3 separate regions of the Mus musculus genome follow, and regions 2 and 3 are each linked to region 1. A link is a contact called in ENCODE Hi-C or POLR2A ChIA-PET data. All regions are on one chromosome and are shown on one strand. Each heading gives the region's core, a stretch centred on a gene start or an enhancer-like site at or near the end of the contact. The rest is flanking DNA. Distances are from core to core; before and after follow the strand shown. Region 1 holds the start of Rev3l (REV3 like, DNA directed polymerase zeta catalytic subunit). Region 2 overlaps Fyn (Fyn proto-oncogene). Region 3 holds the start of Mfsd4b4 (major facilitator superfamily domain containing 4B4).

Region 1 (3,575 bases), core at 457-2,956:
GCATCAAACTCTACTTGAAAAAGGAGTCTTTTACCCAGCCTTATTTATGTCATTGGCATTGTTAACAAAGAGAATTCACATTAAAAGGTAGTAGCTTAGAACGAGTGTCTGTATTTTGGGAAATGGTATTGTCTTGGTAGTCCACAGAAGCTGACTGTAGTAATAAAGATGAATGGCGACGAAGGCAAAGAGCATCAAGTGGGAAATGCCGTCTGAAACCCCATAGGGCTATACCTTGGTAAGAATCGTCTTCCAGAATACGGCTTTACCATTTCATCTTAACAGTTTAAAGCATGTAAAAAGACGCAAAACTGAAAGATAAAAACGCAAAACCTTGTATATCTGGCCCCTAACCTATTTATATTATAAACCCAAAGAGTGTTCCAGAACATAGCTTGTCATTTCCCCCCCCCACCATTTCTTCAAAATGGCTTTTTTTTTTTTAATCTATTTTTAAAATGCAACCCTGCAACCCAGCCTAGAGGAATTTTAAAATGCCTATGCTGCTGAGCTTGGCTGTGTTTCCTAACGAATCCACCCCCATTAGGTGTAGTATTTTATGTTGGGCGACACAAACACGTAGTTCCTATTTCCATGGATGCACATTTCCTGAAAGCATTGCACCTGAGGATGCCGCTCTGTCCCTGTCGAGGCATTAAACTCTAAGCAGTCACGACCTGCACTCACAGAAGAGCCACATGGTCACTTCAATGAGAAAAATTATCTGGCCCCGGGCGCCACTTTCTACAGCCACAGCATCTCCGGCAGGGGCAGAGGAGAGCGAGGGTGAACAGAGGCAACCGGGAGCGACGGACAACACGCCTGACACTTCGCCTCTGCCCTCAAAGCCTTTTCTCGAACGGGGCACTAGGGACACGTAGCGAGTGGCCGGGGTCTCCGCCGGGGACCGACCTCTAAGGACCCGCGAACTCGTCCTTGGGGACGAGGCGCAGCCACCCGACCCACCGAGGCAGGGGCTCCAGCCTGCTCGCCGCTCGCAAAGGAGAGACCGGGCGCCCGCCGCCTCTCTGCCGCGGAGGGGGGCGCAGCGCTCACGCGAGCCCACATTTTTTTTTCTTTTGCGCCTCCTGTCACGCGCGCGAGAGAGAAGGCGAGCAAAGCCGAGAACAGGGCAGACTCCGCAGCGACCCTGTAGAGGGCCGCCGGCGGCGGCGTGCGCGCGAGTGCGCGGAGGGAGGGCAGCCCCGACGACCCGGCGCCCGCGCTCCCGCTCCCGCCCGCTCCCGCTTACCTGCCGGGGTCGCCCCGAAGACTCGTACCACCGGCACCTTCTTGACAGGGAGCTGGGTGAGCGGGGATTGGCAGGTATCCAGCCCCGGCAGCGGGCTGGCCATGTAGTAGTCGGCAGTCACTATCCGCACAGAAAACATGTTCGCCGCCGCCGCCACCGCCACCGCCTCCCCTCCACTCAGCGACCTGGCAGCAGCGGCGGCGGCGGGCTCCGCAGAGGCGCCTCCTCCCCTTCCTCCTCGGTTCGGCTTTTCCCCCCCGCCCCTCGCACGGACGCCGGGACGAGCGGCAGCGGCGGCGGCGCGCGGAGGCTGCGGAGGCTGTGTGCTGCCGCCGCCTCCTCAGACGCTCCGGGCGAGAGGCAGCGGGAGAGAAGCCCTCGCGCGTTCGTCGGGTCGGGTGGTACCGCTGCTGCTGCCGCCACGGCCGCCGCCGCCGGGAATCACACGGGCTCCTCGGTCCCAGGCTGCAGCTCTTGTTGCCATGATGATGATGTCACGGACGCAACCACTGGGGGAGGGGAGGAGGGGTGTGTGTGTGCGCGCGCGCGAGCGGCGACGGGGGGGGGGGAGGAGGCGGGCGGGCGCGCGCCCGGGGTGGGAGGGGACGAGGAGGGGGTTCTCCCCCGCTCGGAGCGCGCGGCTGGGGAAGAAGCTGGCGGGAAGCCGGGCCGCGCGCCGAGGAATCGATGATTCGGCCTGTGGGCCGGGTCACTGCGGCGGGGCCCGGGGAGCGCCGATAGCATGGATAGGCTCAGAGGGGCGCAGGGTTTTGGCGGCTTCCCGAGTTCCCCTCGCCGACCGCCATGTCACATCTTACGGAAGAGGCGGGGGCTGCCGCGGAGAGGATATTTTTTGTTTTGTTTTGTTTTCACAAGGTAAGGGAAGCCGCCAGCGGGAGAAGGGAGGCGCGGCACAGACCTCGGGCGGCCCTGGCCGAGCGGGAGGGTGGGAAGGAGGGAGGGCGGGCCGGGCGGGCGAGCGAGCGGGCGGGCGGAGCGTTGGACGTGCCGGCCCTTCTCAGGTAACGCGGCGGCGGAGCTGGAGCCCGGGCCAGCTCGAGGGGCGGGGGCGCGCGGGCCTCGGCCTATAAAAGGGCCGCCCTGGCGCTCGCTCCCTCCTCCGCCCTCCCCTCCCCCCAGCTCCGGGCGAGCCTCGCGCCCCGCCTCGCCCGCCTCCTCTTCTGCGGTGCTGCAGTGACTGCGCCCGGCCACTTAAGGAGATTTATTCACGCGCGGCCCTGCCCAGCTTTGCCCAAGCTGGGCAGATACACCGACAGCACAGGGATTTCCCACCGTCGTGGTTTTCTCCACCCCCCCACTCCCCCACCGCCTGCCCCTCTCGCACTAGGACAACCACTGTGGGTTCCCCCGCGCAGGCTACACACACACACCCCACACACACACGCGGCACGAGCGAGAACACGGAAAGACTTGTTTGCTCCACTCACCTCCCTCCCTCCACTCCTCTCGCGGCTGCTCGGAGAGCCCCGAGAGCCTTTCAGAGAAAATGTTGGCAAAAGGGAAAGGCTCCTAAAAGTCGGCGTGTTTTCATTCACTCTTAGTGCAAGATTTTACTACGGGTTGACACAGAAGAAAAAGGGGGTGGGGTAAGACATAAAATAAAAACCAACTTTATTTGGAGCTAGAAAGGAGATGAAGTGGCACAGTTAGGGATTGGGGGGTGCGGGGGCAACAGATGCTGCTGGTGAGGATGTTAAATTAGAACCTATGGATTTTGTCTGGCTTGGTCACTAATACTGGGCGTGACCTCGGACAAATAATTTGATTTTTTTAGGCCTCGTTTTTCACAGGTGAGTCGTCGCCGCCGCCCCCCCCCCCAATTCCGCCCCAACAAAAAGATTAAAGTAATAGGAAGCAGAAACTACAGTTTTCAGCTTTGAAATTTGCCACTGAAATTAGGACACTTGACAGTCATTATCCATCCAAAGTAGAGTTCATTCTGTCCCACTTAAAAAATTATACAGGTGCATTTTACTGCTTGTTATATTGCCTTGTATCTGGAGTGGGGTGAGAGCTCCTTGTTCACAGTCAATTGTGGATTTTCACATAAAATCAAAAGGCTTAAAGGGACACATTGCAGAACGCAGCGTTCCATACTAACAAATGTTAATATGAATTTATGCTTAGGGTGATTTGAGACTAATCAATACAGTAAATTTGCCTCAAGAGCATCATAAGAAGTGGCAAGACTAGGATGTAACCTACTAACAGCTATAGTACAGAGAATTTTTTACAAATTGACTTAAGTATTAGAAGACTATAGAAGAGACTTTAAAATATGACTTCCACACACAAGCCTTTT
Region 2 (3,575 bases), core at 410-2,909, 170 kb after region 1:
CAAACATGGTCATGGCTGTAACAGCTCCAGTCCTTCTGCCTAAAACATTGTAGCTGCGAGCCTCTGGCCAAGTGGACTGCACTCACTTCCTGACATGATCTCTGTATTATTCTTTCTGAGTCATTTTGCTGGCTTCCTTCTCAAACACGAGAAGTCAGCTCTCCAACTCTTCCTTCAAACTCAGACATTGTGCAGTTGCCACGCAGACTGTCATATGTACCCATGTTTTCTTTCCCTTATCCTTTGGGTCCTTGCCTCTCCTCTTCTTGTAGGCATCAGTATTATTCTTTGAGCTGTCCAAGAACTCAGTAGACCCTCCTCACTTTTCTTTCTGGCTCTTGAGGAAAGGAACAAAAGCCACTTCAACAGGCAGAACGCCGAACAGATGTCACTTCCAGACTCTGTACCTCTTGGCAGGGGACCCGATTTGCTCCAGCCTCAGCGCCTCCTTTTGTTAACAGAACACCTTATCCATCACCTTAGCACAAGGTCTCACCAAAAAAGTATTAATACTTTACTGCTTCCCACTTGTGTGGCTTCTCAAGGGACCTCAGAGCAGACGTACCTGTAGTCTGTGGTTTATTTTCTAGTCATGCGTGGACTTCACCATGGCTGTGGGAATCGGGACAACTGCATGGTGTAAATAAATGTTTTAACAATGGAGATGATACTCAGGCTATCTGATATCAAATTTCTTTTTCGAACTGAGCTTTTCATTCAAAGAGAATGATACTATATTGTGTATGGATGGGGCCTTCTGTCTCAGGCCCCTTGCTTCCCTGTATAAGCTCTCTTAAAAACCCATCTGTCTGCTTGCTGTTGTGAGCTGCCACACGGGTGCTGAGAGAGAGGCCAGTGGAGTTAATGGTGCTTGCTCAGCGAGCCTGCAGTGCACCGCTGCATGTGTTATCAGATTACCCAGTGTTTTCCCTTATCTTACAGGAACAACCAGGAGGTTTGGAGAGCCACTCCATGGATCAGAGTACAAATGTGGAGCAGAGGGATACTGACCAGAGGGTACAGATGGAGATGAAGGACTGACCCTGAGAAGACAATAATTACTAGTTTTGTTTACTGTTAGCCCCCTCACCAGTCACCTGGGGCAGCAGTTTTTATTAAAACCGCTGTATTAATAAAATCAGAAATGCTGGTTGGGAGAGCTGCGGCACACAAAGGTGATTTGAAGTGGATAATGCAGCATTATACTTTCTGGGCTTTTCCTTTCTTGTTTTCTTTTTCTTTATTTTTGGAGACAAGGGCTTGCTACGTAGCCCAGGCTGACCTGAAACTAACAGTAATAATCCTGCTCCTGTCTCCCAAGTGCTGGGATTCCAAGCCTGAGCTTTCGATAATACAGTGCTACAAAGAACTCCTCTGTCCTCTGAAGAGAGGAGTGAAAAAAGAGGGTGAAGGTGCCAGTGTGGGAGGCAGGGGCCTGACCACAGCTAAGACCAGACAGCGGCAGAGCGCTGCGCTCAGGCTGTACTGGGAGACTGCCCCTTCTTATGCCCTCCAGCTTCACGGACAGCCTCCTATCCTTTCTTCCCCTTATCAGCCACGTCAGCCAAGAGAAACCTTGCAGGGGAGGAGACAGCATTCCGAGCTCTCTGAAGGAACACAGTGTACTGCAGTGCTTTGGCCCTGGGGCCCATGGGCTGCGGAGGCAGAGGACCCATCATGCACTGCTAAGGTCAGCTGTTTTCAGACTGTTTCTCATGGCCCCTCTACCTGGACAGTCCACACTTGCCTCCTTGAGGGAGTCTGCCCCTGTCAGCAGCTTGAACACAAGAATACCTGTCTTCATGGCATGTGATCATGCCGGGGGGGGGGGGGGGGGAGGGAGGGGGCAGAGCGGGCGCTTGGCTCTTTACAGGAGGTGCGAGCAGTTTTGCTTGCTCACCTTACTCCTCCAGGTCATTACCAAGTGACTAGTTCTGCTCAAGGAAGTTAAGCAGCTGACACTTGCTGAAAGAACGATTTGAGGAGGCTTCCAATGCACAGACAAACAGATTTGCTTAAGAGAAGAGCCCTGTTCTGCCAGATCCCGCCAGCACACAAGCAGGTGTTCAGTCGAGGGCCACGGCTTGGCATGGCCAGGACATTCTGCCTATCGGGTTACTGGAATATGAAATTTGAACGTGGGGTCAACTTCTCAGAACTCTGGGGACAGAGGCTACCTTGCGGCTGGGAACACTCACCCCGTGTTGGCCATATGTGAGGATAACCGGGCAGAGTTATAAGGCTCTGGAGGCTATGGGGCAGCTTTAAAAATGTTTAAAAACCTATGAGTCTTCCTTTTTTTTTTTTTTAAAAAAAAAGTTCAAATGTTTCCCCTTTTATTCACACATTCCCTTTATTTGCTTCTACAGAGTCTACTGTGGGCAGACACTGCTGGGAATCAGAACATGGAAGATGCCCCGTTCCTCTCAAGGAAGGCAGAGCTGCCGGGAGTTCCAGACAGAGGCAGGCAGAGAGACCTCTGTGAGGTTGATGTCAGCTTGGTCTACATAGCCACTTCTCGGCTAACCCAGTGAGATGCTGTCATAGACAAATTCCTTGGGGTGTCCAAGATGTAAAGGGAGAGAGACAGCAGAGACACCCGAAGTCAAGTCTTCCCCTCACACTGCTCACTGCACACACGTTAGGAGAACACTCACACCTACAATACACAGCTACACCTAAGGCTCCGGACACTGCAAAGAGGAGGCAGAAAGACTCTAAGAGCCAGGGGACCAGCATTCTGTGAGGTTTTGTCTCCTAGTAACATCAGAAGCTACGCCTGTAAAGTCTCACCAGCATCACTGCCTAAACATGACCTGACGAAGGAGGACACCAATGGTTATGTCAACTGAATGGAAAAAAAGCCCAATGAGACCTGAACCCTACACAAAAACTATTGGCAACTGAGTGAAGCTGGAGCGAGAGGTGGCCCTCCCCAGGGAAAAGCACACCAACTCGTCATCTAGTGTGGAATGGTGACACAAGCAACCCTGTATGGACTTAGCAGGCTGTATTTAGAAATATATATGCATGTGTATACAGACACATCTATGCATGCAATATCAACTGATGAAAAAAGAGGCTATGAGTTTGAAAGAGTGTGTGGGGAGGGGTAACTAGGAAGGTTTAGAAGGAGGAAAGGCCAAGGAGAAACATTGTAACGAGAATACAAGCTCAAAACTAAACCCCAACAAAAAGAGTAAAAAGCATGCTTGCTTACAACCCCACAAGCCACCAGTCATCGCTCCAGGCCTCTGGCTCCCTGGCTCCTTGGCTCCCTGCAGGTGGCACAGTGCCCCTAGACACCCACCTGGCCCAAGGCTAGCTCCTATCAGAGTTATAGTCAGCGAGCACCTCTTAGTGACTTCCACTGTCACCATCTCCTAACCACATTCCTCTTTTGCTCCACTCAATGCTACTAGCCAGGGTGAGTGTAGTTTGTTGGTTTGTATTGCCTATATTCTTCAAGAAAAAAAAAACGTTCCTGAGGGCAGGAACTCTCGTGTTACTTCACTGCTATAATCCTTGGGTCTGGAAAAGCACTCAATGCATAACAGGCATTCAATAAATATTTG
Region 3 (3,575 bases), core at 306-2,805, 170 kb before region 1:
CACACACTTTGAGGCCAATCAGAAAACATCTGAAATAGTCTAAGCAAGAAATGAAGACAAGCAGAGTAGGAATGGAGAGGAGTTGGACGCCAATTTAAGAAACCTTTCCGAGACAAACAGGGAAGAAGTTAATGATCGTATGATTGAAGATAGAAAGTTGGTTTATGGGTAACAAGACCAAGTTTTGTAGTAGCTTGGGAGTCTAAGTAAGAAGGGATATCAGAGACAGAAGTGTAAGTGGAAAAGAACTTCAGATAAAAAATAGAATGTGATAACATTTGAGGCTATGGTCCCTGTGGTCAAATCTGTAGTCACATAAGAACACGGTTTTCCTTTTTCAGCTAGCATAGCTATTTGGCAAAGACAGACTGATGTCCAAGTCCATTCAACAATGGAATTGCCTGCAGGTTAAAATAAGTGTGGGCATGTGGGACCCGATTTAGAGCGTTTCTCCCAGGAAGGTAAAGCCCCTGGACGTTCCCCAAGCTTGTTTTCCCTGATCTCTAAAAATACAGCCAGAAAGAAGCTCTTTGTTCTCTATAGCCAGCAAAAAGCCTTTGTTTCTATACTTTACAACCAGAGATGCCTGCCTTCCTGTGCTGAGGACACGGAGATAAAAATTCAGAAAGAACTCACTCCCCACTCCTGCCTTATAAATTTCACCAAGGATACCCAGAAGAGAAGAACTCTCCTCCCAACTCCTCCCAACTCCTCCCCAATTCCTCAGCTAGCTGTTAAAAGCCCCCTACTGTTACCACTAAGGGTCAAACTCCCCTGCCCTGCACGGAGGAGGGACATCGGGACATCGTCCTCAGCTAGCTGATAATAAAACCTCTTGCAGTTTGCATCAGGTGTGGTTTTCTCTCGAGTCACTGAGGTGCTGGCCAGCTCATCCCAGGACTTGAGCGGAGGCCCAGCTTCGGGGGTCTTACAGGCAAGTGCATGCAACTCGTTTTGTCCCAGATTCTTTCTTTAGCTATTGTTTCACCATTCAGTAAAGGCCAGCGGGTTGTTGTCTGGCCTTTAGAAGCTGCTACTCTAACCTAATATTCCTATTTATAGATGGGACTGCGGTGGGATTCTGAGTGTTGTGTAAACTAACTGAGATACTTCACGTGTGAGTTTACACGTAAGGATCCATAACTATCTGTTCAGTGAGAAGCTGACGTTCAACATTCTTGTACGTCTAAGGAGCAAGGGCAACAGTTTGTAAATCATGTAGAGACAAGACCTTCGGGTTTCCAGGTGACCCAGGAGGCTGCGGAAGTTGCCATCTTGCAGTTCCAGGCCGGGTTTCTTCCAACGTTTTGCAACTTTGGATCGTCTTGTGCATGGGTTGCAGCTTGTACATCTTTGGCCTACATTCCCCAGGCCGGGGAAACTCACCTAATTGAGACTTCTCACCTGGGCCAGGCTGTCCGATCCCCAAGGCAACCACATCAACTTCCGGTTTGAGGAAGTCTCCTGATTGGCCGGCGGCTTTATTTCCGGCCTGTGATCCATGCAGGCGCTCTGCTACCGTGAGGGACACCGCGCCTGCGCGGCGGGGAGGCTCCGCTCCCAGGTCACGCTCGCGCGGGCAGGTCCTGGCGTTGTTGGCTCCCGGGCCGGGCGGGGCCGGGCACCTCCCTGCACACCGGAGGCCTGGTGCACGGAGCACGGCAGGTGGAGCCGCCACACTGGAGTTGGAGCTGGAGTTCGGAGGGGCGGGAGGGCAGCGGCTCCTCCCAGCCGGCCCGGGCGCAGAGAATGAGTCAGAAGCGGTGGCCTCCGTGCGGAAAGGCCGTGCCCAAAGCGTGCTGCGCTGGTTCACCACCGTGGTGCTTTGTGCCGCCTTCCTGGGGCTGGTGAGAGCTGGGCCCAAACCCTCCAGGCCACGGCTGGAGCAAGCGTCCTGCAGGGAACGTGGTCTCAGTGCCCTGCATCGTGCGTGACCCCTGGTGTATATCGGTTAATCCTCCTGAGTCTCAGTTCTGTCATCTGGAAAAACGGGCAAAATTAATACGTTTCCAGCACGAGCAAGCTAAGTTTCCTCCGGAAAACGGGGAGATACAAGATGGGGAGCCTGCTCCCCTTCACCCACTCACTGAAGCTCTAAATTGATCCCAGAAAAGCAGCTTTGAGGGGGCCTGACCAAATCCAACCAACTGCTTTATTTCGCAGATGGAAAAAAGGGCCCAGAGAAGAAAGTGGCTTTTCTGGTTAAATGATAGTATCAAGGACATGTTGCTTACCCTGTACACGGCCCTATTTAAATCAAGCCTTTAGATACTTAAATGATTTTCTTCACTCAAGTGCAAGAACTAAAAACGCCATAAAGACAGTGTTCCCCAGTGTAGCACCTGCTGCTGACCCGAAATGTCCTTTTGTGGACCAGATGGCTGTAACTCATTGTGTAGATCAGGATGGTCTCAAATTTCAGAGATCCTCCTGCCCCTGCCTCCTGAGTGCTGGGATGAAAGCTATAAACCACTGACCTAAAGTGATAACTTTTGACTCGAGTGCTATGAGAGCTAAACCTTTGACGGAGTCCCTTCTGGTCCCTCAATTGGAGCTTCAGTTTCTTAAAATTATTTTGATGGGAAAGTAGGGAAGAAAGAAAGCGTTGCAGGTACTGGAGCCCCTCGTGTGTAACAGGTATTGCAAGTGATTGCAGGAAGATCTGAATGAACATGCTGTGGCCCTGTGTGCTCCTGGTCTTTGTTCTTGGTTGCTGGTGCTTGGGGCAGGGAAACCACACGTGGGTTGGAGCAGAACAGTGCAGCACAATCAGGTTTTGTTGTTTGTTTATTACGTACAGGGCGCTGGCTGGCCCAGGACTTCATGCTAGGCTTTCACCCAGCTGTGTCCCCAGCCCACAATCCACAGTTCTCAAAACTCAGAAACGTTTCCTTAAAGGTTTTTAGGAACTTCATCTAAAACGCAAGTCTTTAGTTCTTGGCAGTATCTTGTGTAACATCTTATTGTTAAAATCATTCTGTCCGTGTTATATTTTGCTAAGAAAGCCTTACAGCCCTTACATCTCCTGATAGCTTTGGAGTGTGAGGAAAACTGTAGATTAGATTATTTATCGTCAGCATTAGACAGTTCAAAGGGACAACTTCTTGTGTGCCAGAAATATTGGCATCTTAGTGTAAAAATCAAAATTTGGTGCTTGGTAATTAAAAATTTTTAGCAATTAAATTTCGTATTTATGCATGTAGCATATTTGAAAATATAAGTATATATTTTGAGAATAGTTTGTTACATTCTAAATCCTTGTGCAGATGGTGTGCGTCGAGGCCAGAGGTGTCTTGCTCAATTGCCCTCCACCTTATTGACAGGGCCTCCCACTGAACCTGGAGCTCACCCATTCAGCCAGACTAGCTGGCCGGTGAGCCCTGGGGATCTCTTTCCTTTTTCTTCGGTGTGGGGTTCTAGGCATGCTGCTGTTTCTGTGTGTCCTGGCTAGTTTATGTCAAGCCAACACAGGCTAGAGTCATCTGAAAAGAGAGAACCTTAATTGAGAAATGCCTCCACAAGATCTAGCTATAGGGCATTTTCTTAATTAGTGACTGATGGGAAGGGCCCAGCCC

The links. A loop is a pair of places that touch in the nucleus more often than their neighbours do. ChIA-PET counts read pairs that join two places held with the same protein, here RNA polymerase II (POLR2A).
Region 2: a loop to region 1 is called in a map of heart, with 2.8 times the contacts of the local background. The contact joins the enhancer-like site here to the promoter of Rev3l in region 1. A Hi-C loop is called at or near these places in 11 of 37 maps with a recorded cell type or tissue (adrenal gland, gastrocnemius, heart and 1 more). POLR2A ChIA-PET finds 5 or more read pairs at or near these places in 1 of 5 experiments (Patski).
Region 3: a loop to region 1 is called in a map of heart, with 3 times the contacts of the local background. The contact joins the promoter of Mfsd4b4 here to the promoter of Rev3l in region 1. A Hi-C loop is called at or near these places in 1 of 37 maps with a recorded cell type or tissue (heart). POLR2A ChIA-PET finds 5 or more read pairs at or near these places in 1 of 5 experiments (Patski).

What each region holds. Positions count from the first base shown.
Region 1 is chr10:39,730,291-39,733,865 of GRCm38, reverse strand. It overlaps Rev3l (REV3 like, DNA directed polymerase zeta catalytic subunit), which reads right to left and starts at 1,706. Exons shown (of 32, transcript NM_011264.3): 1 at 1,253-1,706. The coding sequence starts at 1,391. E130307A14Rik (RIKEN cDNA E130307A14 gene) reads left to right here and starts at 1,859. Exons shown (of 3, transcript NR_038037.1): 1 at 1,859-2,128.
Region 2 is chr10:39,556,080-39,559,654 of GRCm38, reverse strand. All of the region lies in intron 13 of Fyn (Fyn proto-oncogene), which reads right to left. Gm16364 (predicted gene 16364) reads left to right here. Exons shown (of 6, transcript NR_152259.1): 4 at 943-1,175; 5 at 1,556-1,690; 6 at 2,370-3,575. Among named protein-coding and RNA genes, the nearest start is that of Gm40627, 32 kb to the left of the region's middle. Within about 2 kb of position 1,659, at least 1 of the 3 ENCODE cell types and tissues checked has a DNase peak (open chromatin) inside an H3K27ac peak, as active enhancers do; it is heart, where a contact is called at or near this core.
Region 3 is chr10:39,897,186-39,900,760 of GRCm38, reverse strand. It overlaps Mfsd4b4 (major facilitator superfamily domain containing 4B4), which reads left to right and starts at 1,555. Exons shown (of 5, transcript NM_001384225.1): 1 at 1,555-1,847.